Regions from separate parts of the Homo sapiens genome. Here region 2 is linked to region 1. Evidence: chromatin loops called from intact Hi-C (ENCODE). Cell type or tissue: Calu3. All regions are shown on one strand.

The links. Hi-C counts contacts between places; a loop is a spot of excess contacts. Peaks named below come from ENCODE experiments on the same cell type or tissue, not always from the same donor. Only the 100,000 strongest peaks of a DNase experiment are listed, where the experiment ranks them.
Region 2: it touches region 1 in a loop (14-fold over the local background); 18 of 110 quality-filtered maps call a loop at or near these places.

Annotation. Positions count from the first base shown.
Region 1 is chr3:94,331,608-94,339,607 of GRCh38, reverse strand. No RefSeq gene overlaps it. Among named protein-coding and RNA genes, the nearest start is that of NSUN3, 270 kb to the right of the region's middle. RefSeq lists an enhancer at 4,623-7,434. In Calu3, no CTCF peak of the experiment used is centred here; a DNase peak (open chromatin) is centred at 3,097.
Region 2 is chr3:94,713,444-94,721,443 of GRCh38, reverse strand. No RefSeq gene overlaps it. Among named protein-coding and RNA genes, the nearest start is that of LINC00879, 220 kb to the left of the region's middle. In Calu3, no CTCF peak of the experiment used is centred here; a DNase peak (open chromatin) is centred at 4,613.

The DNA.
Region 1 (8,000 bases):
GGAGAAAAGTACTTTATCTTGTACTCTGGGTTGAAAAATATTTTATACTTTTATTGTATGCAAACTTGTATTACAGAAGCAATTTAATAATGGATTTTTTTTCCATCTGCAGGATGATGGATGAGAAATACTAGATTTGGTACTGAAAAAGAATAGAATACATTCTAAACTTTTTGTTAATGAATAGTTTTATTTCATATGACCATAAATTATTAAATAAAACTAGAAAATAATCTGCTGATAGTTTAGTAAATACTCATTTACTTGCTCAATGACCATTCAACAAATATTTGTCGAGGACTTACCATATGTCAACCACTATTGTAGGACCAGATATAATACAGTGAACAAGACACTATCAAGCACCATACAGACAATAAGCAAAATAAATAAGTAAAATATATAACATGTAAATAAGTGACGTGTGCTAAAAAAAAAAAAAAAGAGAAATTATTAAACAGGAAAGAGCTCTGTGAAATGTGAACTTAGGTATTGAAATTTTAGATAGAATGGACAGAAAAGTCCTTACAAAAATATAACTTTGGGCTGGGTGTGGTGGCTCACACCTGTAATCCCAGCACTTTGGGAGGCTGAGGTGGGAGGATCACTTGAGCCAAGGAGTTTGAGACCAGCCTCGGCAACATAGTGACTCTGCCTCTACAAAAAAGAAAAAATTAGTCGGGCACACCTATAGCCCCACCTACTCAGAAGCTGAGGTTGGAGGATTGCTTGAGCTCAGCAGATCAAGGCTGCAGTGAACCTTGATCAAGCCACTGCACTTCAGCCTGGGTGACAGAGTGAGACCCTGTCACAAACAAACAAAACGAATAAACAAACAAACAAAAAAAAACCCATGAAACTTTGGAATAAAAATCAGAAGAAAGTGAGGGAAGTAAATATTAATAACCATGACAATATGATAGAGAAGAACATTCTATTGAATGTTCTTTGAGAGCAGCAAGTACAGAGCCCTTGTTTTGAGAGTATGTTGGATAGGCTGGGGAAACAGTAAGTAGACAGAGTTGCTGAGGTCCTCAGAGGAAGAAATGAGGATTGAGAGGTAACAGCAGGCCAGATCACATGCAGAGAGGTTATAGTGTGGATCTTGACTTTTACTCTGAGTTTTAAAGCTATGGAAATAGTTGTCCAGAGGAGAGACCTGATCTGATTACAATTTAAAAGGCTCACTCTGGCCACTGTGTTAATAACAGCCTTGTCTTAATCTCTCAGGCTGCTATAACAAAATATTTTTTACTATTCTGGTTGCTGGGAAGTTCAAGATCAAGTACACACCAGAAGATTCAGCTTCTAGTGAGGGCCCACTTTCTGGTTCATAGATGATCCCTCACATGGTGAAAGGGGCAAACAAGCTTTCTTGGATCTCTTTTATAAAGGCATTAATAAAAAGCAGATTCAGTCTTATGACCTAATCATCTACCAGAGGCCTCACTTACTAATACCATCACCTATGGGTAAGAATTTCAACATGCGAATGTTGGGGGAACATAAACATTGAGTCCATTGCAAGGCTATAGAAGCGCAATGGTAAAAACAGAGGTCAGATAGGAGGCAAGAGATGATGGCTTAGACCTGGGTGACAGCAGTAGATGTATTGAGAATGGTCAGATCCTGGATATAGTTAAAGGTTCAGCTGCTAGGTTTCCCTGAGGACTTGGATGTGAGGTCCAGGAGAAAATTAGTAGTCCAGGATGACAACAGGGATTTTGGCCTAAGATACTGGAAATAGAAAATTGTCATTTACTAATATGGGAAAAAAACTGATAAAGGCATTGGCTTTGGGGAGAATATAGAGCTCAAGTTTAAACATGTTAAGTTTTAAAAGCCTGTTAGACACCTAGATACAGTGGTCAAGTAGGCAGCTGGAGCTAAAGAGAGAAGTGTGGAGCAGATAGATGTGTATATAAATGTGTGAGTCTTTAGTGTACAGAAGAATTTTATAGCCTAATGATTGAATAAGACCAAGGAAGGAGATGTCAGCAAAGAGATTGAGTAGGATTAGACAAATAGAAGGAAAACTAGATGAATAGAGTGTTTTAGAAACCAAGTGAAGATAGTACTTCAAGAAGTAGTGACAACAGTTGTTGAAACTGGTTCTCTATGTGCTCAAGTCATGATGGCCTTATGGTTTGCTTCTCTATTATGCCTTCTTTGTATTAGCTGATGTTCATTGTAGTTGGTTATATCAGATGACTCATTGAATGAGTAAAAGTACTTGAGCACCAGGGCTAATAATAATATATGAATAAGGTGGTTACCAAGACAATTTACTAGTGGGAATGTTTTGGATTAAGCTATTCAATACAATTGAACAAATATATATTAAGTTCCTACTATTTTTAAGATGCCTGGAAATCAGAAAAAGAGAGGCAACCAATGTCCTATAGAAATTCACCATCTAAAAGGATTTATTAAAGCTGGCACACAAATAACTTAAATACAAATTGATAGGGTTTAAATGGCTCCTCCAAAACCAACACTGAACTTTAATTGCCATTGTGATGGTATTAATAGGTAAAACTTTTAGGGAGTGATTAGATCATGAAACCTCTGCCCTCATAAATGGATTAATGCCATTATCTCAGAAGTTTGCCCTCCTTTTCCTCTATCTGTCTCAAGTACTTTTGCCTCTCTAGCCCTTTCTCACCATGTGATATCTTTCATCATGTTATGAAACAGCAAGGAGGCCCTCACCAGATGCAGCCCCTTGATCTTGGACTTCCCAGTCCCAAAAACCATAAGCCAAATAAGTCTCTTTTATTTATAAATTACTGAGTGTGTGGTATTCTGTTATAGCAGCAGAAAATGGACTAAGACATAAACTGTAATGGGTATGAATGTCATTCCACAAAACTCAGGTGGGCAAAAAGTGTTAATTTGTTTGTTTTCCTATATCTTAAGTTAATTTTGTATTTTTGGTTCCCATTTGATCAAAATGAAATCTTAAGTCAAGATAATCACCTTTGTTCCAGGGGTTTTGTCATAAATCGAGGGTTCTTAGGTGATGCCTCAATATAAGGGAATGAGGAGATGGTATTTTTCCTTATTCAAGAGCTCCTCCTGCTGCATCCTCTGAGATAAACATGTTAGGACCTAACAGTTACTGACCTATGTAAGTTGGCTTCAAGTTTTCCCAAGAGTTCCTGTAGGAACTCTCCAGGTGTGGTGCACTCTCTGTCTCGGTTTCTCTCTCTCTCTCTCTCTCTCTCTCTGTCTCTGATGTTTTCAACATCTCAGAAGGAGAGAAAACAACCAGCTGCTTTCCATTGCTGCTGTAAGTTGTGAGAAATTCTGTGAGGCTGCTCTACGCTCTCTCATTTCAGACATGACACTGAAGCCTTCCTTTTGCTCTCACATGATACTGGGCACCAGGGGGAGGTCTGGTCTTGGGATTTTCTTGGTTATTCACTGGGAAGAAGAGAATGGATCTTGCTTTCAAATCTGGGATTTGTCTGTGCCTTTCCAGTTTTCAAGCAAGTATGGAGGGGCAGAGCATAGCAGCTCTACCATACATAAACGCTCTTACTTATCTTCTGATTACTTCTTTCTTCTCAGTCCAAGCAAATTTTATTGAGTCACTAGGGTTGGGAAATACTAATTCTCTCTGATCATGAGTTTTTCCAACTTGATTGTTTATTTTAACTTTAAGCTTTAGAAATTCCAAAGTCTTTCACCCAACTAGGAGTTTTAAAAGTCTTTTCAAATGGCCTTTCAAAAGTTGGGTTTTTTTTTTTCTCTCTCTCTCTGTTTCTGATTCTGGTCATATTTATTCCATGAAACATAAATGTGGAATATTTTAGCTACCTTCTCTAGAAGAAAGATTATAAAGAACTACAGTCCATATCTCAAAGTATTATCCTACTACATTTCTCCCACTGGCAAATACTTGCATTCTTTAACAAAAACCCTTATTCCAAAGCTCCCTCCATGCTAAAAAGGTGAAGATTTACTTGAATTTGTTTCTACAGAATCTTAACTCCTTCATGCAAACAGCCATGGGTACTGTCTTAGTCGGTCATGTGCTGTTATAACAAAATATCACAGACTGGTTAATTTACAATAAACAGAAATTTATTTCTCATAGTTCTGGAGCCTGAGAAGTCTAAGATCAAAGTACCAGCATCTGGTGAGGGACTTCTTGCTGTGTCATAACATAAGAGAAGGACAAAAGGAGGGTGAGAGATAGAAAAGGGGGACAAAATTATAGTTTTATAAAGAATCTACTTGCATAATAATGAGCCCACTTCCATAACAGCATGAATCCATTCTTTACGGTAGAGCCTTCATAGCCTAATCACCTTTTAAGAGTCCCATCATTTAATACTGTTACAATGGCAATTAAATTTCAACATGAGTTTGGAAGGAGACAAACATTCAAACCATAGCATCTATGGTTTTCGCCACACCCTACAAGGTTGTGTTATAAGCTTAGAAGTTAGGAGAAGTTTTCACCTCACTGTATTGCGTCTTCACTCACTGTCTCAGGTGTCTCTCCATTCTCAGAAACAACTTTATTTCCTTCCATCTACAGGAGCTGAGCCATGGGTATAGGTAGAGCTTCTCTATCCTCCTATCACCATAGTTACCTGAATCTAGCCCCTAAGAAACCTCGCACATTCCATTCTGGTACAATGATGGTTCTCAATTGTTTTTGTCTAAAGTCGTCAGTGATATAAACTGACTCCCTACTCAATCTCTACCCATGCCTTCTTTCTACCAGAGTTGCATCTAGCAACTGAACATCAGCTATCTGGCTCAAGAAAGAAAATAAATTATGTCTATTTCCTTAAAGAACCATAGTGTTTCCGTAACTTTTCGACTCTGGTTTCCTCCTGCAACTCCTCAAGACCACCTTAGTTTCCACCTAACCAGTGGTGAACAGGTTACAGATACAGTCCACCTGCAGATTGGTTTTCTTATAGGAAGGCAAAAAGAAGAAAATCGATGTGTGTGAAGCTTTTAAATACTCTCCTTAAAATGTCTCTCCTGAGTTCTACTCTTCCACAATTATTGAAGATTAAAGAGTTTCTATAATTCACTTGCAAAATTATTTGACATGTTGAAATAATTCAGTTAAAACTTTATTTCTATAGTTGGTATGCTAAGTTTTCAATTTCTTAGCTATTTTCTCTTTTACTAAAAAAAAAGAGCATGGTAGCAGAAAGTTAAACTGGAGTAAAATAGCTAAAATAATGTACTTTAAAATCTATTTTGTTTATGCTGAAAATGTCTTCTGAAAGGCCGTATTAATATTTACTTTATTTTATACGTCTAAATTTTTTTTAATTCTGGGGTTATGGAATTTGAAAATTGTTTGATTCTAATTAATCAGAATTTTCTTTTATTTAGTTCTGGAAACCCATAAAAAGTTATTAGCTGTCAGCAGCTTTAATGCCAGTTTATTAGAGGCCCTGATTCAGTGCCTGCTGATAGTTATTGTGAAGGCTGAAAGGTTAACAAGAATGGGCTGCTACCAACCGCCTTGCCAGGTGTTTTTCCCTGCAGTTAATGGACTTGAGCCAATTGAAATTATTACTCTAGAACAAGTTGCAGACACTCTTAATCTTCCCATAGAAACATTGCTAGGGGAAAAAAAATCTGGGATTTGTATTGTTGCTTTTCACCATTGTAAAATTTGGAACAATTAAAATAAACTATAGCTAATCTTCTATTTGTAAATGAAGGCTTGACAACTCTAAAAAGAAAGAAAGAAATCTTTAAAAATAATGTGCATGTGTAGCATGTTTCATTAAACTAATAACAGTCCCTTCAATGAAACAATGTGTTGTAAAACCTTTCCCAATTTTTCTTTTGAGGCATGGTGGTTAAGGGCTACATAAGTATTAACATGTCTAAGTTCTTTTAATTGCTGGGTTTATAAATCTGAACAGCTGTAATGAAATAATCAGAAACAACCAGATGGAATTGGAGCCAGTCACCATGGGTATTTGAGAAGTGCATACTGTTTGGGGAGACTGAATATGTACTGATCCAATCTAAAATGGAGCAGATGGCAAAGCAAACAGGTAAGCATTTGCTTTATCTTCCAGATATTGTGATTCACTGATTACCTCTATTTATTTTGGGAACTTTAGAACATCTGTAAAAATCAGATGAAAGACAAACAGAGGTGACTGCAAAATACTTGAATAACGTGTGGAATTTTAGAGCTTTCTCATTGTCAGATGAAGACAGAGGGATTCTCACCACTTGCCAATCTTTAGGAATCACATAGAATTTTAGGTAGAAACACATGAAATTAACTGCTTAACCACAGAAAATGCAAAGGAAGTAAATGCTTTAATTGCATAAAATCCAAAATTAGATAAGTGGGAACAAGAGAAAGAGGAATGGAAATGGACCAGATACAGTAGAAGTGGAAATTGGTCATGCCCAACCTAACATTGATGTGCTCATCTGGTGCCAACATCTTAGTTTCTAAATACCATTCTCCCCATAAAGGAACTTCAGTTCCTTGGAAAAATGGCTGAGGGCAAGAAAAATCGCTGATGATTTTAAATGTTCTTATAATGTCAGAAAACAAGAAGGTCCTCAATGATTAATGGGGACATAACAAAAAGGCATAAGGACAAGTTTGAAAGATCCAGCTGACCAAATTTGAGACTATTTGAGCATTAAAGAAAAAAAATCATAACATATTGCATTTTAAGTCAACTAAATATAGAGGGGGTAGCAGGAAAAAAAAAAAAAAAAACCTCAAAAAAAGTATGCCAGCTACTATAAGTGGAAGAAATGATACAATTAGAAAATAACTATTTTGCAAACAATCTCAGAATTGATTTAGGCAACAATCATCAAATATTACTTAAAAACATAGAGTAAAATGACCTCCACATTGTCAGCATTTCACCCAACAGATTATTATGAATTATGAAGGAAAAAAAGGGAAATTTTGCAATAGTGAGAACATCTTAGCCCAGGGATCAAAGTAAGCATCACCAATAATGGGACAAATTACCATTATGTACCTCCTGATATGATACAATGGGAAGCCACAATATCACCTTGCTGTCATGTTCCTGAACAAAATATTTAACCTGATGTGTTCCAAATTGTGGAACATTTTCCAGAACAGTTTACCTGAATTTGTCAAAACTGTCAAGATACGAAAGGCCAAACAAATTAACAAACAAAACAAAAGAGATGATTATAGATTAAAGGAAGCTAAGAACACATGATAACCAAAGGCAAATTGTGATCCCTGGTTAGATTCTAAAAAGTAAAAATATTAAAAACCACATTCACACAACTTATAGGGGAAACACATAAAACAATTGGAGAACTTTGAATAGAACTGTATGTTGAATAATATTATTAATGTTCAGTTTCTCAGATATGAAAACTAATGTTCCTGTGGAAGCATGATGCTGTTCTTATAAGGCATGTGCTGAAGCATTTAGGATAAAATAGCATGATGTCTGCAACTTACTTTCAAATGTTTTAGAAAACAAAAAGGCAGTGGGGCGGGGTGGGGGGAACATAACAGTAAGTCTGAAGGCCCTGTGGAGGCAGTTTGCATGGAATGTACCAGAACCTGCAAAATGACATGGCTGGTTGAAGTGGAATGAGGAAGAGAATTATGGAACCAGGGCTAGCTTTGGTGTATGTGGTGCCTTTGTTATATTTTTTAAAGGTTTGCCACAGGTGAGCATGGAATTGTGCAAAGAAGAAGGTATCTCTTCTCCAAGGGGCATTTGTGTGTTTGCCCTGTTGCCCTCAGTTTGGCACCTTCTACAGACATAAACTGCACATTCATATGCAATGATCCCCAGTAGAATGCCAAGGAAAAAAATAGGAAGAAAAAGTCAATTCAAACATATAACAGAGATGAGTCTCATCTGAGTGTTCACTGTCCAATGCTCTAGTAGGGAGAATAACATAAAGGTATGCACAGTAAACTGATCACTTGCAGTTAGTCTCTACTCAAACATTTTTCCCCATTGGACATTATCTACTACAGC
Region 2 (8,000 bases), 380 kb before region 1:
CTAAATTAGAAATGTATTTTTTGATTAATATTTATTTTTACCACATAATTAGTTATTTCTGAACCCCACAAGTATTACTTTACACTAAACATCTGGGACTAGTTTTTAAAAAAGGAAGATATGGGTACTATCATATTTTGTAAATGCTCAATTTGTCAAAAAGAAAATTCTTAAAAATCAATTGAACAATGACTTTATAAGCTTTCCAAATACCACTTTTCTGCCATGAGATTCTTGAAAACAGCACGTCTAATTTTAAATAATTTTTACTGCTAAATTTTTCAACATAACAACCACAAATGCTAAAGAAATCAGAGTATCATGGTTTGGTAAGTAAAATATAACTTTTTTTAATTTAATAGGCACCCCAAACTTACATTTTAAAATTAAACTGTAAATCTTCCCCTAAATATTTGCTTTATTCTGAATATCCAAAATGACAATGATCACAACCTTATCCTCCTTAAAATTTGGAAATACTTAAAATGCTCACCTTTCTTCTGACCTATAATTAATATGTCTGGAAATCTGGTGAGCTCTACTGAAGAATGCCCAGGATCAGAGCATTTGTCAACAATTTCCACTGCAACCATCACCCTACAATAAGCCATTACCATTTTTTTCTTGAATTAGTTGCAAAAGCTTTTTAGCTTGTCCCCAGTCTATTCTCAATTTAGTTTTAGTCTTTTAAAAACAAGGATTATGTCACCTTTTTCTTTAACAGTCTTCAGAGGCACCTATCTCACTGAGAGTAAAAACCAAAGGTCTTCCAAAGGCCTCCAAAGCTCTACTCAACCTGCAAGCACTGTATCCACCACCCCACCCTTCTCTCTTCCTATCACCTCCCAGCCATGCACTATCCTAGCAATACTGGCCTCAACATTACCCCTGAAAAATTCTAAACATTCTCTCACTGTGGGGATTCTATTTAGGGACTCCTAAATAGTTCAAAAGTGATTCAACTGTGTGTAGTATGTGGGAAATAATGGAATGATTAAATATTTGGTGGACATATGAATGAATAAATAAATGAATGAACTCAATGTCAGATATGTTCACATTACTTTTGAATCAGTCTAACCTGAGTATCTTTGCATTTTAAATAATAGCATATATTATATTGTACATTTCATCTTTTGTTAAAGAGTTTTTAATTTTAGATAATGACATTAGTTATGCTTCAATAGTGTATTCAAAACCGGAATATAAACTACTTTTAAATTAATGTCAATATTGGTCTCATTCACACAGTTCTCATTGATGCCTTACACACATAACTTTCCCACACCTTGATCAAAACTTCAGTATCTGTGTCATTTCTTTCGTTCTAATTTGGATTGAGGTCTCTCTTTTCCAAAATAGCCACTTTCTAGGATAACCATGACCTAGGGGAAATTTAAATTTAGGTGTGTGTATCATGTGTGACACAATGAGCAAAGGAAATCAAAATGGATGAAACAAAAGATATTTATTACTCACAGGTCCAGAGAGGTTACAGGTGCAGACTGGAGGCTGACAGAAAGTTTGGAAGCAGCAAGGAGCTCAGCCAGTGGGTGGAGAGTGAGATACAGACAACCTGTGGGTACATGGGCATTATCCCTAAGGCTTTCTGAAGCGGGTTGTAGACTGGCTAGTTTAAAAGATGTGTGGCAGGGGGGTAATTACTTTTTTACATGGCTCCCATGTTAAACACTAGGCTATATTGTGGTCAGTAGCTGTGAGGTGTGTTGGGTTTTGGGTCAGTGAGTTGAGTGGGCTATATCAAAAACCACCCAGGATGGAGAAGTTTTAACATGGCCAAAGTAATGGGATATAACTCTATTTCAAATAGCTTATGGCTAGACTAAAATGCATGCGAAGGCAGCAAGTATATAAATTTATGCAAGCCATTATGGTAAATTTTAACTTATTTGACACTGTCTATGTACAACTATTTGAGTACTATCACAATTCACTTTCACCTATTTTATTAAGGTCTTCAAAGTTTATTTTCACATAATATAAACTCTCGTTCTTTGAAAAAGAATGTTCTATGATATAGCTATAAAAATTGCTTTCCTATATACATTAATTATTCCATTCTTCTTGTCTAAAAGTTTTCCCCTTATTTTCCCTTGCCCATTTATTTCAGTGCAACTCAGACTTGAAATCCCAAATACCTCTTCTTCCGTATGGCCGTCACCATCTCTTTCTCCAGGAAACTTCCTTTCTTCTCAAATCTTCCTCTACTAACTTTAGTCAAGTTTCTACCTCCAGATATACTTAGTATATCTTGTTTTGTAGATAATTTATATTTTATAAATATAGTTTTTTTCCAGTAGATAAAGCATCTAAGATCAAGTACCTAGTTGAATTTGCTGTTTCCAAACATCCAACAGATATTAATTTTCAGGATTTAAGAACAAAATGGGAATTCCCATGAATTCTTAGGAACTCCTGAAATCTTGAATTTTTCTGCATTTTGCGGTATTTATAAATAGAACAATAGTACCTAGTATGTTAGTACTATTTATAGTAGTAGTATTTCTTACTATTTTAGTGGGATTTAATTGTATTTACTAACAATTATAACCTATAGCAAAAATTCAAATACAGGAAAATATCAGTGACCATTCCGTCTTTGAATAACATAAAGTTCTGATCTCCTAGCAAAGCAACAAACAGCAAGATACAAAATAATGTGCCGAAATTGCCAATTTAAGTACTTATTTAGGATCCTAAACTTATTATTTCTTAGAATACCACTCATATGATTAGTACAAGTGCAATATATATGTGTATATGTATTATAGATAGCGACAGACATGAGTGTACACTTTGCAAGAATGACTTACCATTATCAACAGAGAATCTCACAAATTTACACTTATACCATAGTAGCAGCTACAAGTAACTTAGACCATGACAGATCCTTCCCTATATGTTTCTGTTCCAGTTCCTGGAAATCTTGACCTTCATTTTCAATGGATGTCAGTATTTTCTGCTCTTGCTATTCACTTGCTATTAGCTAATTCCTTCAATTCAGTAAAGTCTCTACATTTATACTTATGCCTTAGTTCTCACACGAGAATTACTGATAATTTTTCTTATTTTCTCAATTTGTCAACTGTTTGTTATCAAGATTTGGAATTTAGAAGAACATATACATTTTTTAAGAAAAGCCAGGAAGATGTTCCTGCACAAACATTCTAGTTGGATTGATATATTCATTCACCTACAAATATTATTTAAGCGTCTAATATGTGTCATTCAGTAGGAATGATATTGGAGATGAAAGAATGGGCAAGATAGGCATTGCATAGTCCCGTATGGAGTTTATGTTCCAGCTTAAAAGACTAGCAGTTAATATAGTGCAGTGAGTTATGAAAGGAATATAATTGGAGAGATGCTGAATGTTGTAACAACACACATATTAGGAGTTCAGTATTTCTTTGTATTCAAATAAAATATAAGCAAGGGCTAGTTAAGTAGGCTGATGACAATATTAGGCATTTACATGAGTAAACATAGAAAATTTGAATTAAGAGCTAGTGCAGGAGACATACACATTTGCATTATCATAGTATTAACTATTTCTCAAACAGCATGTCTTTCATTCTTCTATGAGATCCAAATAAAACTGTTTGTGGTACATTATTTCATTTTAAAATAATGCCATTCACAGGTGATTTACTTACAGTTCATTACTAGATACCTATCCAGTAAGAGAGCTAAGTGAATTTCTCATAAATAGAGCATGGGAGTGGTGCTCAGTCAGGGCAATCAAAATCGATATTCAGTCTCTTAAAAAAAAAACAGAAACTTTTAAGTTACTCTGATTTAGGAAGTAGTAACACATCTTTAGAGTAAAAACAATATTCAAATTTATCAATATGAATGATTTAGAGTTTAATGAATTATATATTTAACTTTTACTGAAGTATAGCATACAACTAAAAGAGTACAAAATTATGAGTTCAACTCAAACACTTTGTACTAAGTGAGCATACCCATGAAAATAGCACCTGCATCAAAAAATATAACATTACAGGTAACTAAATCTCCCTTGTATTTACTTCCAATCACTATTCCTCATGTAATAATAACCAATATCATTAATTCTATTAGTAATAGATGGTTTTGCCTATCAAAAAATAATATTATTTATGCCTCACCTCTTTCTCTTAATAAAATTTTTTTATTATTATTCTACATTCCTGTTATAGCAGTCATTCATTCATTCTCATTGCTATTTAGTGTTTTGTTTTATTAACTATGACATAATTTATTTATCCATTACCCTGTTGATGGACTCCTGGGTTTTCTCCAGTTCTGGACATTAGGAATGGTGTTCTTATGAACATTCTTATGAATATATTTTATGGATAAATAAACACATTTCTGTTTGTAAGTGTCTTTTAGATTAAAATATTTGGTAGTGAACTAAGATGGTTACAGTCAGTTTTCTCAGACAACAGTGAAACATACTGAAGGCCTTTATTACTGATTGAACCCTATATTCCATTTTCAAAACTTTCTGAGGTTTTTGAGTATACACAGCTTGAGTATGACCCAAGGCCAAATAGCAGCTTTTCCAAATCCTGGCAGAAGTCTGGATTTGAACCAGAACCAGAATCACCTCCAGGTGGCAGGGCATTAAAGGCAACATTTAATAAGCCTTCCTCCTCAGTTGTTTGACATTTTGTCAGAAATCAGAGTCCAGGAAGCAACATAGAGAATATAAAAGGCAAAAATCAAAGATATTTTGTGTTTTTTAACTTTAGAAAAAGAAAATCAAATAAGGTACTAAATCACTTGAGCCCTCAGGCCAAGCTCAGGATAGAAACTTGAAAAAGTTAATGCATTTTCTTCACAATTGTTAAAGGTACGTTGATTGATGATTAATCTGTCAGAATCAATGTAATTACTTTATGACTAGACAACTGTCACTAGGGCAGAGCTTCTTATAGTTCTAAAAAGAAGTCAAAAGAGAGTCTAAGGAATTCAACTTCTGAAAATTACTACACTTTTCTCTTTTGACTACACACACGGAGACACAAATATACACAAAGAAATAGTTTGAAATACTAAAGAAAATTACTTGGACATTTTTTAGATTTTGAATGCTAACCAAGCTCTCGTTCAGTTTCATTAGTATTTGCGGAATCCAAACCAGGAAAACAGACAGAAAAAGAAAACAAATACTGTTTAAAATAATCATCTGGCAGAAAACATGATAAATTTTGTAGGGGAGATTTTTTCTTTGTAGGTAAACCAGTATCTGAAGCTCCTGTCTATATTTTGGGGACTTGATAACTCTGCATAGGGGATAAAGCTTATATCAACGGTAGAGATGAAAATTTCCAAATACTCACTTTCCCAGTATCTTTCACAAATTGCATATGCATGTATGACCCAGATCTTACCAATCAGATCCAAATGCCCACCCTATATATGAATTAGGAAAAATGATGAATACTTCCTAGAGTTCAGGGAGGTGAAAGCAGAAAGAAGTTTACAAAGGAAGCACTGGTTACTCTGCTGTCAGAGCACCCAGGGTCCAATGTGGTGGTGGAAGTACTTGGAAGTTTGGGTGCCTGGTCCTGAGAGTCAAGGGATGCCCTTATTGAACGAGATCTGCAGTATAGTTTTGGACATAATCAGGCTGTTACAGTTTCTTAAATCTTAGCAATTATTTGAGCTACCTAATATCCTTTTGATAAATTCATTTTTTAGTAAATACAGCCAAAGTTATTTCTGTAGTTTGCAAGCTGGAACCATGGATCATGGGGTCAAGGTGATTGACAATTAAATTCAATTTTTTTAAATGTGAAAAATTATTTGGGAAATAAATCTTAATTTTATAATTCAAGATAATTTGTTTTTATTTTTTAGAGCATTACATGCTGCGTTATTTTTACCTGCTCTACCCCATCATCAAACATTCAATAAAAATTGATGATAAACTTAATATGACTGCTGACTGGAAGTTCCATTATAGGCTTGGTAAAAAAAAAAAAAAAAAAAAAAAAATCACTGCTATAGATAAAATGAAGCTTCATTATTACCTGGGGATTTGGTCTTGCATGTCTTTATTTTCTTCATTAGCTTAAAAAAACAGGCAGCTATTTCTAATATAAAATCCAAATAATTATAATAGCAATGTTTTCATTATATAACATAACAGACATTTTTCTATTTCCGTGTAGCTATGTTGTATGTACTTACAAAAGCCTACTTGGGGAGGTACACTGTTTTATAAAGAAATGTAAAGAAGACACTTGATCACATATGAAGAAAAGCGCCCTAATAGAGAATGAACAGGTAATCATCCACAAAAGAAAAATAGTTTCTCACAAATGAAAATGACATTTTTGACAGCTGAGGCCATGTAATTAGTAAATTTTTTAAAAGGCTACATTCAGATAGATTCTCTCCTTGCCCCATGGCAAGCTCTGTGGCAGCCAGGAAATAAGACTTTCTCCATTTCAAATTTCTTCTAAAATTAATTTTGCCTTAGAACTATACCTTTCAATGAATAAATAATGGATAGAGTGAGGTCCTAAACATATCTCAATGCATTTTTAAAAGATCAAGAGAGGTCAGGGAACACGAGTATCTGAAAATATCAACTAGTTATAATATCATTATTTCTCAGACAACAGATCCTCGTAGCTCCATCAGTTATATGTGACTGCTCTGGTACCAGAGGAGAATTGTGTGTTAATAAGTTTATGTTTATGAAGTAAATAATGGTTCTGTAAAAGTATATTCTCTGGTGAAATTAAGGAATGCCAGGAACAAATATCTTCTTCCTGAGGCAAGGTAATTCCCCTGAGTAAATAAATATACCTACAGCAGTGAAGACAAATTATGATGACATTTTACAACACAGAGAAGGAGCTTCCTTTAAAATGTAAGATTTGCACAAATCCTTTAGAAAAGCCATTGAAAAGGTCAACTTGTTGTAATCCACTGTTTTTTTGGCTACAGAGCAGTGACAAATTGGTGTATTGTAATCAGTCATGAGGATGTGTTACAGGTAATTTGTTATAAACAATATTTAAAGTACTGCAGTGTGGGAATGATTCACTTTTTATGAATTACAGTCTGGTCAAGGTTATTCCCATAAATAACATTACTCTCACATCTCAAACACCATCTAGAGAAGGACTGTATCTTTCATGGGAATTTTATTCTTCATATGTGGTATTTGGGAAGAAATGTTGAGAACTGCAGAATTTTAGCTTCATTTAATAAATAAAGGATGTTAAGGAAGTAAATAATCTAGCTTAAATGTTTTACTTTAGAAGTATTGAAAATAAAATTTTAAATAAATTTTAGTAAAGAGCAAAAATGTAGTTTCATGTAACAAAAAGAAAGAGAATTATTTATGCTAAATTCTAAATCAGAAATGGCTAATGTTGAAAAAATTAACTCATTACAAAGTAGAATTAGTTTAGTTTTGTTAAGACTGGCCATGGAGAATACTAAACAAATACATGATATGATGAAATCTGATGAATTATTAGATTAATTATAAGCAAAAGATAAAATAAAAAATTCTGCAAAGTTCAAAATTAATCAAAATTCTGATAAAACATGATTGTATTTTTTCTTATATTGTGAGATTATTAACTTTATAGCTACAATTGTCTATAATTGTGTCTACAACTTATTCAACTCTTTTACCTAGTAATTTGAAAATGCTATTCTTGCCCCTACATCAAAAATTAACAACTGGATTATGGAATGAGTCAATGACGGCATAGTTATTTAATGTTTCATAATCCACAGAAAACAAACAATAATAAAACAAAACAACAGAGAGAGAAACCAGATACCAAAAATTAGTAGACAACATCTACAACAAAAGTTGGCCATAAAGTATAATAATGAATCCTAAAATATAAGCAAGTGGGGGACAAATACCACCACTACTCCAAGACCAGTACAGTTTCATTATATGTGTAGGAGGAATCTGAGAACACAATGGAACATCTGACAGAAGTGGAAATAGA